Regions from separate parts of the Homo sapiens genome. Here region 2 is linked to region 1. Evidence: read pairs that join two places in POLR2A ChIA-PET (ENCODE). Cell type or tissue: GM12878. All regions are shown on one strand. Each heading gives the region's core, and the rest is flanking DNA. Links, peaks and the distances in the headings are about the cores only.

Region 1 (7,888 bases), core at 3,889-7,888:
TTCCAATAAAGTGTAATGGGGAGTTTATTTGTTCTTTTTTCGTGACCCACTATGCCCAGCCTGCTTTGCTGAGTTTTGACAACCTTATACATGAGTGTAATCTAAACCCCTGTCACGATATAGAAGATTATCATCACCACAGAAAGTTCTCTCATTCCCCTTCCCTGTTAATTTTCCTTTCGTCTTCCCATGCTGTCTTGTGTATCAGCCATCTCTCTTTTCCTTCACATTGCCGAGTAGTATTCCAGTGTGTGGGCAATTGAGTTTATTTATTCATTCTCTTATTAATGGATACCTGTGTGGTTCCCAATTTTAGCTGTTATATAAATAAGCCTGCTATGAAGATTCTTACCAAAGTCTTTGGCGGGGGAGCATATATTTTCATTTCTCCTGGAATGAAATGGCTTATGCCCATAGGTTAACTGTGAGTTTAGTTTTATAGGAGACTTCCAGACCTTTTTCCAAAGTGGTTGTGCCATTTTAAAGTTCCACCAACAATGTTTGCTTTAGGTTCTTGCCAACATGTGGGTCTTCTTAATTTTAGCTATTCTGGTGGGCGTCAAGTGATAGCTCATTATAGTTGTAATTTGCATTTTCTTGATGACTAATGATATTGAACATTTTTTCTGTGCTTATTGGCTATCTGTACATCTTCTTTTGTGAAATGTCTGCTACAATCATTTGGATGTTTTTATTGGGTTGTTATTTTATTATTGATTCGTGGGATTTCTTTACGTATTTAGATGTCGGTTCTTTGCCAGATATTACATCTTGTGAACATTTTACCCTTATCGATAGCTTGCCTAGCTTCTTAACAGTGGTAGCTTTCATAGTTTCTTACACAGTGGCTTTTGATGAACAAAAGTTTTAATTTTTATGAAGTATAATTTTAAATTTTTTTAGTTTTTACTTTTATTTTATGGTTATTGCTTTCTATGACCTAGGAAACTTTTGTCTATCCCTGAATGTATTATCTAGATTCTCCAGAGAAACAGAACAAATAGGGTGTGTGTGTGCGTATATGTGCACGTGTGTGTATGCGTGCGTGTGTGTATATATATATGTTGTTTAATTTGTTTCTAAGTACTTCATTCTTGTTGGTTCTAATGTAAATGGTACTGTGTTTATAAATAAATCTCTCTTAGTCAGAATTCATTTACTCTTTCATTCATTCATTCATTCATGAAATGCAACAGACACGTTACGACTTCTTACCTCTCTTTCTATGCTTTGGTGGGACACATTTTATGTGTGTGTATATATATATTGTGTATATATATACATAATACATATACATATATATTATGTATATATACACATAAATACATATGCATATATATTATGTATATATACATAAATACATATGCATATACATTATGTATATATACATAAATACATATGCATATACATTATGTATATATACATAAATACATATGCATATACATTATGTATATATACATAAATACATATGCATATACATTATGTATATATACATAAATACATATGCATATACATTATGTATATATACATAAATACATATGCATATACATTATGTATATATACATAAATACATATGCATATATTATATACATAAATTATATTATATACATAATACATATACATATATTATGTGTATATATACATAAATACATATACATATATTATGTGTATATATACATGATACATATACATATATTATGTATATATATACATAAATACATACATATATTATGTGTATATATACATAAATACCTATACATATATATTATGTGTGTGTATATATATACACACACATATAGAGGGAGAAAGAGAGAGATTTTAAGGGATTGGCTTTCAAGATTGTAGAGGTTGGCAAGTACAAAAATCTGCAGGGTAGACCAGCAGGCTGGAGACCCAAGGAAGGGTTGATGCAGCTCAAGTCCAATGGTAGAATTATTTCTTCTTCAGCGGACCTCAATCTTTTATTCTAAAGGCCTTTAACTGATCTTTAACTGATTGAATGAGGTCTACCACATTATGGAGGGTATCTGCTTTACTCAAAGTCTACTGCTTTAAATCTTAACCTCATCTCAAAATACCTTCACAACAACATCTAGACTAGTGTTTGACCAAATATCTGGGTAAGATACTGTGGCCTAGCCAAGTGGATCCATACAATTAAAGATCACAGCAAGTAATGAAGAGACTCTCCTCTTTTCCTTTGAAAGCATTATGATTTTAGCTTTTATATTTAGGCATATCATCTACCTCAAATCTATTTTTGTATATGGTGAGAGATAGAGGTTGAGTTTCTTTTTTTTTTTTGAAATAGAGTCTTGCTCTGTCGCCCAGGCTGGAGTGCAGTGGCGTGATCTCACCAGTCTCCTGCCTCAGCCTCCCGAGTAGCTGGGACGACAGGTGCCTGCCACCATGCCCAGCTAATTTTTTTGTATTTTTAGTAGAGCGGGGTTTCACCGTGTTAGCCAGGAGGGTATTGATCTGCTGACCTCGTGATCCACCCACCTCAGCCTCCCAAAGTATTGGGATTACAGGCGTGAGCCACCGCACCCGGACTGAGCTTCATTTTTAAAAATATGGATATTGGCCGGGCGCTGCGGCTCACACCTGTAATCCCAGCACTTTGGGAGGCCGTGGTGGGGGGATCACGAGGTCAGGAGTTTGAGACCAGCCTGGCCAACATGTTGAAACCTCGCCTCTACTAAAAATACAAAAAATTAGTCAGGCATGGTGGCACGCACCTGTAATCCCAGCTACTCAGGAGGCTGAGTCAGGAGAGTCGCTTGAACCTGGGAGGGGAGGCGGAGGTTGCAGTGAGCTGAGATCATGCCTCTGCACTCCAGCCTGGGTGATAGAGCAAGACTCTGCCTCAAAAAAAAAAAAAAAAGGATATCTAGATATTTCAGTACCATTTGTTTAGTAGTACTTTATTTTTCCATTGGATTGCTTTGGCTCCTTTGTCAAAAAGCTAATAACTGTATACACTTATATACAATCTTTAATGTAGCTGAAATATATTTGTGCTCCTTAATCAGTTCTGTATTCATGTGTCTTCTGTTTTATTTTGCATTTTCAAAATTTATTTATTTCAAAGACAAGGTCTTGCTTTGTTTCCCAGGCTGGTCTTGAACTCCTGGCCTCAAGTGAACCTCCCTCCTAAGCCTCCCAAAGTGCTGGGGTGACAGGTGCAACCCACATGCCTGGCTTCTCTTGTGTTTTAGAAGCTTTCTATAATGAACTTTTGTGGGGAGGGTGGAATGCAGGCTAAAACTTGGAAACTGAGCAGATATTAGTAAGCTTCTTATTTATGACTGTATCTTTAATGAAAATTTGTATAGGATTCAAAGAAATATTTAATCAATTTGAAATGGACAGCAAGAGGACAACAATAAAAAACAGACTGAATTTAGTAAATTGCCTGGCTGAATTTCAACTCAGTTTGGTAGTGACCTAGCTGTCATTTCTTTCTTTTTCACTGTTTATATTTCTATCAGATTTCCACAACAGGACGTTTACACATAATAACCATGGGTTGTCTAAATCCAGTTCCTATATAACATTTATTTAAAAATTTCTGTGGACTTGACAAATTCAGACAGGAGTTTATAGATAATAGTGATATGACTATTATTGCAGAATGAATTAAAATCATGTTTAGGACAAATGCACTTTAATGCAATAGATTGTGGTTGGTTGGCATTAAATATTTAGTAGAAGAATTCTGCTTAATATTAGTGTAATTAAAGGACACTGATGTAGGTAGGTATGCATATATATACATATCTAAGTTATATAAAGGACTTTATTAACGCTTAATACAGGATATTTGTACATACATAAATATGCTATTATCTTATATGAAAAACTACAAATCCTATTGGTTGTATTTCTGTTTATTGTTAATGTTTCTAAAACATTTGGAGAAAATGATATTACTCTTATAATGCATTCTTTGTAAGCTTCTCATGACAGAGATGTTGTAATCTCTGTCAGTTGGTTGATTATAAAGCACAACCCATGTAAATATCTGTACTAGATGAGTTTGTTGATCATGGGCTGATGAGATTTTGACTTCAGGTCTCCTGTCTTCCTTTCCTCATATCATCATTTAAATTCTTTAAAAGAAAATCGTCAATCGATTGTCAAAAGTGGAATGCCAAAATCTGCTGGAAATCTTGAATGTACACTATTCTGGGGTGAAGAATGGAGATATATATATATACAGATAGAAAGATATAAAACCACTGTTAGGAACACTATAACACGCATTGAGGTGATGCATATTGGCCAAATAATCATGCTTTCATGTGAATTATCTCTGTTAACTTTATAGAAAAATACAGATGTGAGGACGATTGTTATTGTCACTTCAGCTGTGAAAAAAATGACAAATCATACTGACAATTTAGACTAATGTTCAAGGTAGGTGGTTAGTAAAATGGGAAGGTGATTCCCTGCTTCTGATGAAGAAGCCCAATTATCTGGGCAAAGATACTTGCAACTGTAATCTTGCAAGTGAAAATTTTACACGTATAAACTCAGCATCAAAGTTTCCATGGTGATATTTCATCAGTCTCCTGATGCATAACACATGTTTAATCATTTTTTTTTGTTATGTGAATCAGCTAACCACAGTATATATTTATAGCATTTCAGATTATGTAAAGAAATCCCTCAAGCTGGGTATGATATGATGCTGGGGTGGTGGTGGTGGGAGGAGAAGAGTATTTTATTCTTGTTCCCCTTAACTCTATAAAAAGTAACTAAAGGAGAGGACAGAGTTTGCATTGTTTATTTAACACTTAAATGACTATGGCTGATGAATAAATATAAAGCAATAATGTGTTAGTTGATTATAGCTGGATTTAAGAATTTCTTGGGCAGGTTTTTAGGTCTCTTAATTGTTTTCTCCCTTCTCTCTGGATGACAGGTTTCCTCTAGGAAATGAGCTGTGGAGTGTGATCTAGATGTGGAGAGGAATGTCAGCCAAAGGATCAAGAGTCCAGGTGCAGGCTGGGCACGTTGGCTCACACCTGTAATCCCAGCACTTTGGAAGGCCGAGGCAGGCATATCACCTGAGGTCAGGAGTTCGAGACCAGCCTGGCCAACATGGTGAAACCCCCGTCTCTACTAAAAATACAAAAGTTAGCCGGGCATGGTGATGCACCTGTAATACTAGCTCCTGAGGAGGCTTAGGCAGGAGAATTGCTTGAACCTAGGAGGCTGAGGTTGCAGTGAGCCTAGATCATGCCATTGCACTCCAGCCTGGGAGACAAGAGAGAAACTCCATCTCAAAAAAAAAAAAGAGTCCAGGTGCAGATCTTTGATGTGTGTTTGTATGAGCCTTACAGATTACCTATCTTGAAAAAAGAATAAAAAATTGAGAAGGAGAACTGAAGATATTTTTCAGGTAGCATAGAGGAGTGAGTATCAAAGAATGAGCTTTAACTGTCTTATATTTTAGATAAACATTACTTTGAACCATGTAATTGCAGGTAGACCATCATCCTACCTACAAAAACAACAATATCATGAGTCAGGTGAATACTGTAAAATACAAAATACTTACTAAAAAGCCCAATAAAGATTTGGGGTCATTACAAGTTGATCACAATGTATATGCTGCATCCCTAATTGACATCTGTTTTGCTTTAAGGGATGAACACTTTGGGTATTTTTACTTCTTATAATTCTGGCCAAGTATGTTTAGATAAGATTGAAAACAACCATGAAAACCTTCCTTCTTCCCAGATCTCCAAACATGTTAAGTGCCAAGTTCATTCTAAGAGTTGCTCATTCAGGAAGTTTCTGACTTTTTAAAATCTGGATTGAAAAGGCAGTTACTCTCTCAGAATGATAAAAATCTTAGAAGCACTGGCTGAGGCCCATCAACTCCTATTTTTCAGAGACAACTGTCACCTTAAACAGATTTTAAACGTACTCATTGTTTCCAGCGCAGCCACCACACTTTATCATTCTCGTGATTGATTATCTGTCGCTGTCATCTGCATTCATGTGGTTTTCAGAAAAGAACAAATATATTTCTCAGTGATTTAAAAGTCCTTGAGAGATGACAAAGTAATAGTAACAGGAAGCTATTATTACTAAACTCTTAGGTTTCATTTTTAAATATATCACACAACGGCATCATAATCGTTTTGCATGTTTCAGAGTAACTCTGTCAGTATGTGCTGTGACTTTGCAGTTCAAAGGACAGGCCCTTCGTGACAACCAAAGAGCATTGAACTAAAGATGCCCTTGAAAAACGATTTCCCAAAGTCTGAGTTTACTCATCTGTGGAAATTGAATAATGCTGCCTGGCCTGCTTAGTTATTGTAATGAAATTACAATAATGAATTTGTCTAATGAATTATTTCATGGAAATGATCTACAAACTTTAAAGCATGAAATAAAAGTGAAGTCATTTAAGAAAAAAGGCAAAGAGAAAAGTGAAAGTATTTAAAAGAAAAATAAGTGCTCTGAAATTAAGTGACTGGGACATCTAGAATGAAAATTTCTAGTGTGCAGCCTGCATTAAGGGAATAGTAACAAAGACCAGCCAAGGTTGGTGTTTGGTTTACGGTGACATTATTCCTGAAGTTGAAAATGACCCTGTTCTTGCATCCAGTGGGGCCTGGGGGAAGACTAGGTGAGGGGGTAGAGGACACCGGATGGGTTAGCAGAAGACACTGCCTGCTAGCCAGGTGGACCGTGGCCAGGGCCACTCAACCTTGAGCCTCAGCTGCACTTCATTCAAGCTACCACAGTTGACTTTGAAACCTCGAGACCAGTTCATTCTGTGCGGCAGCATTTCTCTGTCTTGCTCACCTTGCAAAATGTAAACTCTCCATGTATCCTTCCTCTCCTCTGCTCCCACCTGCAGTTTCTTCTGGGCTTCCTGTAACTAGAGTTCCCATGGCTCCTCTCCTATGAAAAGTTTTCCATGTACCCTCTGGGACCCTTTAGTCAAATCCATTTCACCTACTTCTGCACCTACGCCTACACAGAATACCTTCTACCTCTTTGCCTTCCTGAAGCTCGGTTGTCCTGGAATAGTCCTGGCATCCCTTGGAGGAGGATGCTAATTTGACTACCCCTCAGGGCTGCAGATGGGATTCGCATCCTTCTAAAGTCCCTGAATCAATTTTCAAACAATTGCCCTTCCTTTCTTCAGTAAAAGGACCCTCAATTGGCCAGGCACTTCTGACCGCAGTATTTCTTCTTTCAGCCACTGTCTCTATCATCCACTAACCTCCCACTCATTCTTGAGACCCTGAAGATTTCTGCTCTTGCCATGTTGGCTTCCTCTCTCCCGGTCCAGGCTTCGTCATGCATCTTCAACGTGGATAAACAGAACACTAGACTTGCAGCCCCTCTAGTGACTTTCTTCCCTCCACTTTGGCAATAGCTAACTGCTAGAGATGGCCATAACCCAGGACTCACCCCTCTCTTCTGAACTAAGTCTTCTCCCCTACGACTACAGCTTCCTCTCTTTTCATCTTTCATTCCCATCTGCCAACTATAACCAGTCTCCCACCACATGGAATCCAGCAGCTGTGTAATTCTTCCATTTCCTTCTGATTTATTAGCTCTTCACTGCCTTTATTTCCTTCTCTATGCAGTGTAGACACTGTGGTCCATTATTTTAACTAATCTCCTTTTAAAGAGGCCTTTCAATTCACTAGTTCCTTTACTCTTCCCCTCACCTAGCAAATCTCTATCTTCATGTCACTCAAAGAACTGACATCTGCTGCAGAAAATGGCAAAACTGGGCTGAGCACGGTGGCTCACGCCTGTAATCCCAGCACTTTGGGAGGCTGAGGCAGGCAGATCACGAGGTCATGAGTTTGAGACCAGCCTGGCCAATATGGTGAAACCTCGTATCTACTAA
Region 2 (9,185 bases), core at 3,580-7,579, 77 kb after region 1:
CTTGCATAAAATATCACACTTGGGTAAGTGCAGTATGTTATGTGTCTTTAATAATGCCACATCAGCCCCAAGTATTTTTTTTTTCTCAAAAATTGCAGCCTGTGATTCTAACTAATCCAAGTTCATAGGAGGTTAAATCATTCTTCATTGTCTTTCACTCTTTAATAATGGGTAGTTCCTCTTTGAACCATGAACTTAAAAACACTTCTAAAAATTAAGAAACTGGCAATGAGTTTATTCCTTAACAAACACTGTGTTGGCATGAGGTGGGGAGGTAAATCACTCGCTACTTGATTTATCCATGTTGAGATCACACTAAGACAGTGTCCTGTTTCTCACACAGGTTACCTGCTACTTGGCCTTATTGCCATGTTGGTAGTTCTGGAAACCTTCTGTGAACTCCATGAGCTGAAAAAATTCAGAAAAATGTTCTATGTGAAGAAGGACAAGGACGAGGATCAGGTGCACATCATAGAGCATGACCAACTGTCCTTCTCCTCGATCACAGACCAGGCAGCTGGCATGAAAGAGGACCAGAAGCAAAATGAGCCTTTTGTGGCCACCCAGTCATCTGCCTGCGTGGATGGCCCTGCAAACCATTGAGCGTAGGATTTGTTGCATTATGCTAGAGCACCAGGGTCAGGGTGCAAGGAAGAGGCTTAAGTATGTTCATTTTTATCAGAATGCAAAAGCGAAAATTATGTCACTTTAAGAAATAGCTACTGTTTGCAATGTCTTATTAAAAAACAACAAAAAAAGACAAATGGAACAAAGAAGCTGTGACCCCAGCAGGATGTCTAATATGTGAGGAAATGAGATGTCCACCTAAAATTCATATGTGACAAAATTATCTCGACCTTACATAGGAGGAGAATACTTGAAGCAGTATGCTGCTGTGGTTAGAAGCAGATTTTATACTTTTAACTGGAAACTTTGGGGTTTGCATTTAGATCATTTAGCTGATGGCTAAATAGCAAAATTTATATTTAGAAGCAAAAAAAAAAAGCATAGAGATGTGTTTTATAAATAGGTTTATGTGTACTGGTTTGCATGTACCCACCCAAAATGATTATTTTTGTAGAATCTAAGTTAAACTTACTATTTATAATGCATAGGTAACCATTAACTATGTACATATAAAGTATAAATATGTTTATATTCTGTACATATGGTTTAGGTCACCAGATCCTAGTGTAGTTCTGAAACTAAGACTATAGATATTTTGTTTCTTTTGATTTCTCTTTATACTAAAGAATCCAGAGTTGCTACAATAAAATAAGGGGAATAATAAACTTGAGAGTGAATAACCATAGTATTCTGCTGCAATAAATGTTTCTACCCTCTTGCGATAGAATGGTGTCAGATGTCTAACATGTTTATAAACATTTTTTTGAATTGAACAGGTTATGAAAAGGATTTATTAAAAGGTTAAGATACTTTGTTTTGAAAGTACATTGTGATTTGCAGCCACCTAGCACTAAAGCATAGAACTTAAACACGAATCCCTAAATGAACAGATTATGTTACATTAATCTGAGAATTTTAAATTTAGAAGCTAAAATAAATAAAAATCACAGCTGGTTGTAATCTTATGCTTTCATATATCAGAAGTGTGCCTCTATGTAGAATATATATACATATGTGTGTGTATATACATATATATATGTATGTATATATATACATATGTATATATATATATATGTGTGTATATATATATATATATATACGTATATATATATATATAGTCCTTCATAGAAAACATAAAGGTCACATTTAGATGACGTACACAGGATACTATTATATTAAGGATTTTAGAAAAGAAAATGAGAAAGCCCCTGTGTGATAATGAATGTCCACTGACCCCCGCAATGGAGCCTTACCTCCCATGGGTGGCTGCCCAGGAGTTGGTGGTTGAGGGGCTGGTAAAAATCAGTGCAAAATCAGCGCCCTCTGATGAGCCAGCCAAGCACTTTGATCGCGGGCCAGTCTCCTGACAGTGGGTCACTCGCTCAGTAACCTTCTACCTTCTGTACCATGTGCTGCCATGAGTAAATTATTACCAACTGCAGGGCAAAGGGAAAGCATCCCCTTACCCTTCGGAAGATTTGCTGAAAAATCAACTCACAAAAAGGCAGATTAATGAGAAAAGGCATACACATTTATTAACTACCATGCACACAGAAAGAATTACAGAGTGATTGTCCAATATCTCAATAGGGGTTCACATGCTTAAATATCTTACTGATTAGAGGACAGGGAGATGGAAAAATATAGGTGATTTTAGAGGGATAGTATATGATTTTTAGAGGAATCCAAGTGTGCTGCCCCGTAAGCATATTTCCTCCCTGCTGACCATGTCCCTGCAATAGAAGACTGCTGTCATGAGGCCAGATCATTGGTTAAGGGTAGAATAGAGAATCCTTGGAGAATAGAGGCATGCATCCTGCCATAACTGGATCTGCAACATTTCCGATGGTCACAAGCCTTGGTGTGGAGCAGAGTCCTGAGATGCTCATCAATATAAATCACAGAAGCTGGATTACACTTGGAGAGTGTTATTCTATTTTATGCAATGCAGGAAAAAATAATGGCTAGTTTGCTACAGCTGCTTGGCTCTAACATGAGAGGGAAGTTCAAAGTCCAGAAAATGAGGAAGTACGTGAAGAAAAACTTCTGAATCAGATGTGATTAATAAGTAATAGAGTGTAGTACTTAATTTTAGGAACTCGTTTGAATCCGCAGAGAACACATTAAACCTTAATGCCCTTCAGATTGTTGTTAATGTGAAGGGCAAAGTAGAAAAGTAGGAGCAAGTTTTGCCTCGGCCCCCACCCTAGCAGGCAGGAAAGTAAGGGAGGATGTCTTCCCCAGGGTTTCTTTTTGTCTTTGGCCGATGATGCTGCCCTTTGGTCCCCAGGGAGAAGCGAGCTTGGTCACCCAGGAGGAGCTCTGGGTCAGCCTCTCAGAGAACAGAAATTCGGCTTGCTGCAGGCATGACAAGGAGGTGGAAGATGAACAGTGTAGCTAAGCCAGAACTGACCTTGGGAACCCTTTAGTTGGAGGCGAGAGAGTGGGAAGTTGGAGGTAAAAGTGACTACTAGAGAATTCTGGGTGATGAGTACAAGCTGAACTCACTTGCTTAGCTTGAGCCTTCAAGATTGAGTTCCTAAGATGCCTGCGGAATGCCCTCAGGGTAGAACAGCAGCAGAAAGCCTTATCATTCCAGGACATGGTCCTGTGCGTGAACTTAAATGTGACACGTGTCTGGTAGGGATGTTGATTTCAAAGTAGCAGATACACTCCACGTGAGGAGAGAACACAGAGTATCTCAGAGTGGGAGTTCCTAAGCTCTCAGAAATCCAAGGGAAGAGAGACCAAGGGGTGGGAGTAGTCTCTAAATGAATCATGTAAAAGATTCCCAGGACAGATAAAGTTTAGCCCAGATCACTCCATTTATGACACTGGTTTCTTTCTATAGTAGTCATGCCACCAAGATATTTTGAAAGTATTTGTTCAAAAGTTGAAGAAGACAAGTGGGAGAAAAAAGAAACATTTTCTGAAGACAGAAATTTGGTCTGACTTCAAAAAAAATCGAGTAATGTTTAGATTACTGACATGGGGTCACTTTTTTTTTTACCTGAGAAAAAAATCACACTCATACTTTCTCCAAACCAGCTTTATGGGCCTTTTGGAAAATGAATGAGGAGATATTTACAAATCTGGAGACCTCAAGATAACGGAAATAGGCAATGCAAAACCTTCTTAACTCTTTAAAGTACACTGACCTCTTACTAAAAACAGCTATTTGTTTCAAAGAAGAAAAGTTTTAAATTGGCAGAAGCACATGTTGGAGAATTAGAACAGTATTATCTGTCTCTTATTCAGAATTCAGTGAGAGCAGAGCCTCCTGATTGTCTGGCATAATACATTTATTTTGGTATTTGTTGTTGTTAAAGCCTCCATGCTGGGAAGAGCTGTGATAAATACTGATATCCTCAATTTAGGAAGGCAGTCCCTTTAGGATGTAGTTTCAGCAATGTATATATGGCAAATTTAGAAACAAAAGTTTCTTAGCAACTTATAGTTGAAATTGAAATGAGACAGTATACCATTTACTTTATTTGACTATGCCAAGTAACTTTTTAAATCTGTCTCTGTAGCATGTTTGAGATTTTCCTATTGTGACTTTTTTTTTTATTTTGCAAGGGTCTTACATTGTGGAAATTTGGTGCATCAAAGCCTTTTGTGTGAGGCAAGATGTAAAATTGCTGAAGTCAATTTTCCTAACATCTCTCTTATCTAATATGTACTGTCAGGCAAACTCAGCTTTTTGGAGTGCAGTAAAGGACCCAGAAGTAAATAAAAATGCTTTTTAAAGTATTTTTCATGCCCTGGTAGGAAAGCACATTTAAAAAGAAGTAAGCCCTCTCTTTGCTTCACTCATGGCATACACATACTTACTTTGCACACAGTTCTAACAAAATTATTACTCTGTTTTTCCAACCCACAGAAAATAAAGGAGAGAGTTGTATTAAAAGGCAAATTTAAGACAAATTAATTCAACAGAGTTTATTTGAAATTAAAGGATTCATGAACTGGACAGCATTCAAAGCCTGAAGAGGTTCAGAGAATTTCACTGTAGCAGCAAGAGGTGTGGGGTTTTATAGGCGGAACATGCAAGCAAAGCAAAGCAATTGCTTGATTGGCTACAGCTACGTATTTGTCTTAATTGAATATGATCTACTGGAAAATCCCTGGGCTTGTTGGTGGTTTCTGACTGGTAAAGGTTTTTTGTTTGTTTGTTTAACTGTTTATGTTGAATTGGGCTTGGCTGGATTTGTTCACCTAGGAAACAAAGGGCTCTGAGGCCATCTCAGCCTAATGGCCTCTCAATTATTTTAACAATTGCTACCCAAATTTTGTGTCAACATAAATGACGTTACAATTTGTGGTGACACAATTAAAGAATTTAAAAGTCTCCATATGCAACTTGGCAATAATTACTGTGCAATCACTTAGGCGGCCTTAAAATAGTAAGCAGTCTCTCAGTTTCTGTAAAAGCATCCACAGCACTTGCACCATTCCCTTAGCATCCTGTGGCACTCAGCATCTGCGTAGAACAGTCTGACCACTCTATTTTATACTGAGAAGGAGAAATGGTCACACCCTCTAGAGACATGACCACCTGTCTTACTGAAAGCAATTTTTGACTAAGTCTGGAGCCTCATGGCAGCTAACATGCTGCTCTCAAAGGGGGCGCCACAGTGTACTCAGAGCCACAAACCACACACAGGTGGCCTAGCAAATTTTTACCAATGTGGAAAACCCACATTTTAAGCCAATGACAGAACATACTCGGGTCAGTATGATTACAAAGTATGAATACTTAACTTGCGGAAAAAAAATGGATTTTCATTATTTTCATAATGATTTCACTACTGTGATAAGATTTTCATTATTTTCATAATGAAATGTTATTAACACAATTTTCATGACAACATTAAATGATGTTTACAGACATAAAGTAAGTGAATAGTATTTCCATGCAAAATGGTTAAAATTTGCTTTAAGATGTTTCCTTTTTAAGTGGTAATTCTCTTTGCTTAGAAAATTCCCTCAGGCTAAACATCTTATCTTCCACCATGAAGTAACTTGCTGTCTACATATGAAGATGACACTACTGCTAAAATCTTGCATAAATAAATGTCTATATTATTTATTTTAGGTGAAGAATTTAGCTTAGTTTTGAGAGTCTTTTTCATCCTCTTGGTTTTATTATTTATATAAATGACTGTAAGCCAAAAAGTATCTGACACAGGTTCAATCAATGCAGAAGTTTATTTTGTCAAGGTTAAGGACGTGCCTGTGACACAGCCTCAGGAGGTCCTGATGACATGTGTCCAAGGTGGTTGGGCTGCAGCTTGCTTTTATATGTTTTAGGGAGACATAAGACATCAACCAATACATGTAAGATATACATTCGTTTGGTCTGGAAAGGGAGGACAACTCAAGATGGGCGGGCTCCCAGGTCATAGGTGAATTCAAAGATTTTTCTGATTGGTAATGAGTTGAAAGAGTTTATCTAAAGACCCAGAGTCAATAGGAGGGTGTGTTTGGTTTAAAATAAGGGGTGAAGGAGACCAAGGTTCTTATTTTGCAGATAAAGTCTCCAGGTAGCAGGCTTCCGAGAGAATAGCTTGTAAATGGTTTCCTATTAGACTTAAAAAGGTGCCAGACTTAGTTAATTCTCTCCTAGATCAGAAAAAATACCCAGAAAGAGAAGAGGATTCTCTATAAAATGTAGATTTTCCCCACAAGAGACAGCTTTGCAGGGCCATTTCAAAATATATCAAAGAAATATATTTTGGGGTAAAGTATTTCTATTGCTTTCAGGGCCTGCTGTCATATCAGCATCTTATTGCTACAAAGAGTCTGTTTTGTTAGACTTAAGGTCTCTGTTTGAATGTTCATGCTGGTCAGTTGTGTCTGAATTCCTTCCATGGAGGCATGTCCACCCACTCATTTCCATCACAGCCTGAACTAGTGTTTCAGGTTAACTTTGGAATGCCCTTGGCTGAGAGGAGGGATCCATTTAGTGGTTAGGGGGCTTAGAATTGTATCTTTGGTTTACATTCCATGTGTAATTGCAAACATACATATTTTCACCCACATAACTCAGCATTTAATTTTCGCTTCTAAGCAATGACGAGACACCCCGAGCCCATCGGCCACCAGATATTCAGACCTTCCAGTGAGCTCATGGGTGTTCAAAGACATCAGCCTAGTTGACCCCAAACTCCTGCCTTACTTTGTTCTTGCCCTGCGTAAACATCTTTGGTTTAAATTGCTGCATTCATTTGGGATAAGTGCCCTTTTTGATGTTCTCCCTTGCATAACGAAAGCTTTCCTCTAAGCGGTTGTTACCAACTTAGTACATGGTGTGATGCATTGCAAATTAGGACAGTGTGACCTTAAAAACTGGAACCAAGCCTATTCTCACCCATTCAGCAGTGACCAAGCGAGATTTTAAAGGTCACTGTAATTTATGGCACATGCTAGAGCTGGCAGAACTCTATTAAAAAGTAAAATAATAGATTGCCTTTTTGTCACAGTCTATCATTTTTCCCTCAGATTTTGGGGAACTGAAAAGGAGATCAGGCTGCCCCAGGGACCCCTGTCTTGGGAGAGTGAAGCAGAGCCCAGGGCATGGGCATAGCCAGACATTGACAGCACACATTTCTGTTGGTGACTCCCTCCAAAAGGGGCACTGGCTGGAGAAGGACGACAAGCACAGTGGGTCAATGTGGAAACCTAGCTGTGCCACCTGGAACACTTCTCCGGTCACTATGGAGGGTCTTAAAGAGACTAATCACTGCACTCACATTTGTTTTCTTTCCAGCTGATCATCTGTGTTACTTACGTCTGTAGATTTCAAGGTTCCATGGCTATATCTAAGGTAAAAAGAGGAGAAGTATTTTATGAGTGTTACGCAGAATATCTGGCCGAGTGATTATGAAATAGCTTTTCACCCAAGTTGTAAAATGAGAGCATCCTGTGTATTTATTTCCCTTCATACATAATATGTAAAAAGTCCAGTTGCAAGATGCCACTCAGACCCAGTGAAATCCACTGAGAATGGCAAGACCCCATCTTTACGAACAATATTAAAAATAGCTGGCTGTGGTGGTGCACACTCAGGAGGCTGAGGTGGGAGGACCACTTGAACCCAGAAGGTCAAGTCTACAGTGAGCCGTAATGGTGCCCCTGCACTCTAGCCTGAGCAACAGGGCAAGACTTTGTCTCAAACAACAATAAAATAACCCCATAAATTAAAAAAAATTGACCCAGCATAGTTACATGTACAGGTAGTCCCAACTAATTGGGAGGCTGAGACAGGAAGATCGCGTAAGCCCAGGAATTCAAGGTGGAAATGAGCTATGATCATGCCATTGCACTCCAGCCTGGACAACAAAGCAAGACCCCGTCTCTGAAAAAAAAATAATTAAAACAAACAACCCACTGAGAAGAGATGGATGTGAATATGATTTTCCTGACAATTATACCTGTGAACCAAGGAAAAAGAAAAAGATGCAATCAATGAGGCTAGAGAAAGAATGTAGAGTTCATTGAATAAGTGAACACTTTTTAAGGAACATTCTAAAAAATTCAATTTAAGCTACTACATTCATTTAAAAGCCTGGGCTTATTAAATTTTTTTAATTCTAAGCAATGACTAAAAATCAGTATTCTGAGACAACTATAAATAACAGTGAATCATTATCTTTATGGGTAAATAGAATCTCTGTGCAAACAATTCAATGTAATATTACACCATTTGCACACTTAAGTTATGGGCTGTCGCTCCCAGTTCCTTTGCATGTGGCTATATATTTCCAGACCTCTCAGATCAGCCATGGAGCCCCTAGTCAGCTGGTGGAGGCCGTGAAGGGGTCCGCGTTAAGCGCTATACCCCCATCTGTTCTACGACAATGGAATTAAATGGTTTCTAAAGGGAGCTTAGTTCTTCTGGAAACAGGTAAATCTAAGCGTTGTCTAAAAGTGTTAGAGCTCAAGTGTTAAAAGAAGGGAGCTTTTCTGGGGGCAGATTGTAATAATGAATGCGAAGCAATCAGTTTGCTAACTGGTGCTTAGCAAACACTTTTCACAATTGTTAGCTGCTACTATTAAAACCAATTTTAGTCATTTTTCTAAAACACAAAATGATACCCGCTGCTGTGGAAGTGAAATGTGGCACAGATCTTCAAGGAAATTGCCCGTTTTTTATTTGGAGTATAAACACACACCAATTAGCAACACAGGGTCATGAAATTCCAGTGCTAGTTGGTGTCCTGCAAGGAGTCAGCGAAACAATAAACTCAAGGGAGGGGGAGGTCCCTGGGGGTTCCGGTGGATAATGTCAAGGCCAAAGGAAAACTTCTTCTCTTTCCGAAGGTTTGTGGAAAATCAGCTGATAAAAGCAGCTTAATAGAAGAAAAGCATACACAATTATTCGATCATAGTTTTATGTGACACAGGAGCCTTCAGAATGGGGACCCAAAGAGACAGGTAAAATTGTCAGTTCTTATGCTTTAGTTCAACGAAGTATGGATGGCTGTATAGAAATATAATTGGACCAAAAGGGAATGATCGAATGCTAGTAGACTAAGAGGGGAAACCCAGCAAGA

What was found. Peaks named below come from ENCODE experiments on the same cell type or tissue, not always from the same donor. Only the 100,000 strongest peaks of a DNase experiment are listed, where the experiment ranks them.
Region 2: POLR2A ChIA-PET joins it to region 1 with 11 read pairs; 2 of 35 experiments call an interaction of 5 or more read pairs at or near these places.

Annotation. Positions count from the first base shown.
Region 1 is chr1:233,593,145-233,601,032 of GRCh38, forward strand. No RefSeq gene overlaps it. Among named protein-coding and RNA genes, the nearest start is that of KCNK1, 17 kb to the right of the region's middle. In GM12878, for the core only: no CTCF peak of the experiment used is centred there; DNase peaks (open chromatin) are centred at 4,430, 6,097 and 6,762; H3K4me3 peaks cover 1,414 bases; H3K27ac peaks cover 2,976 bases.
Region 2 is chr1:233,670,928-233,680,112 of GRCh38, forward strand. It overlaps KCNK1 (potassium two pore domain channel subfamily K member 1), which reads left to right. Exons shown (of 3, transcript NM_002245.4): 3 at 344-1,587. The coding sequence ends at 603. Among named protein-coding and RNA genes, the nearest start is that of MIR4427, 51 kb to the left of the region's middle. RefSeq lists enhancers at 6,536-7,158, 8,307-8,808. In GM12878, for the core only: a CTCF peak has its summit at 5,281; a DNase peak (open chromatin) is centred at 5,154; H3K4me3 peaks cover 457 bases; H3K27ac peaks cover 1,080 bases.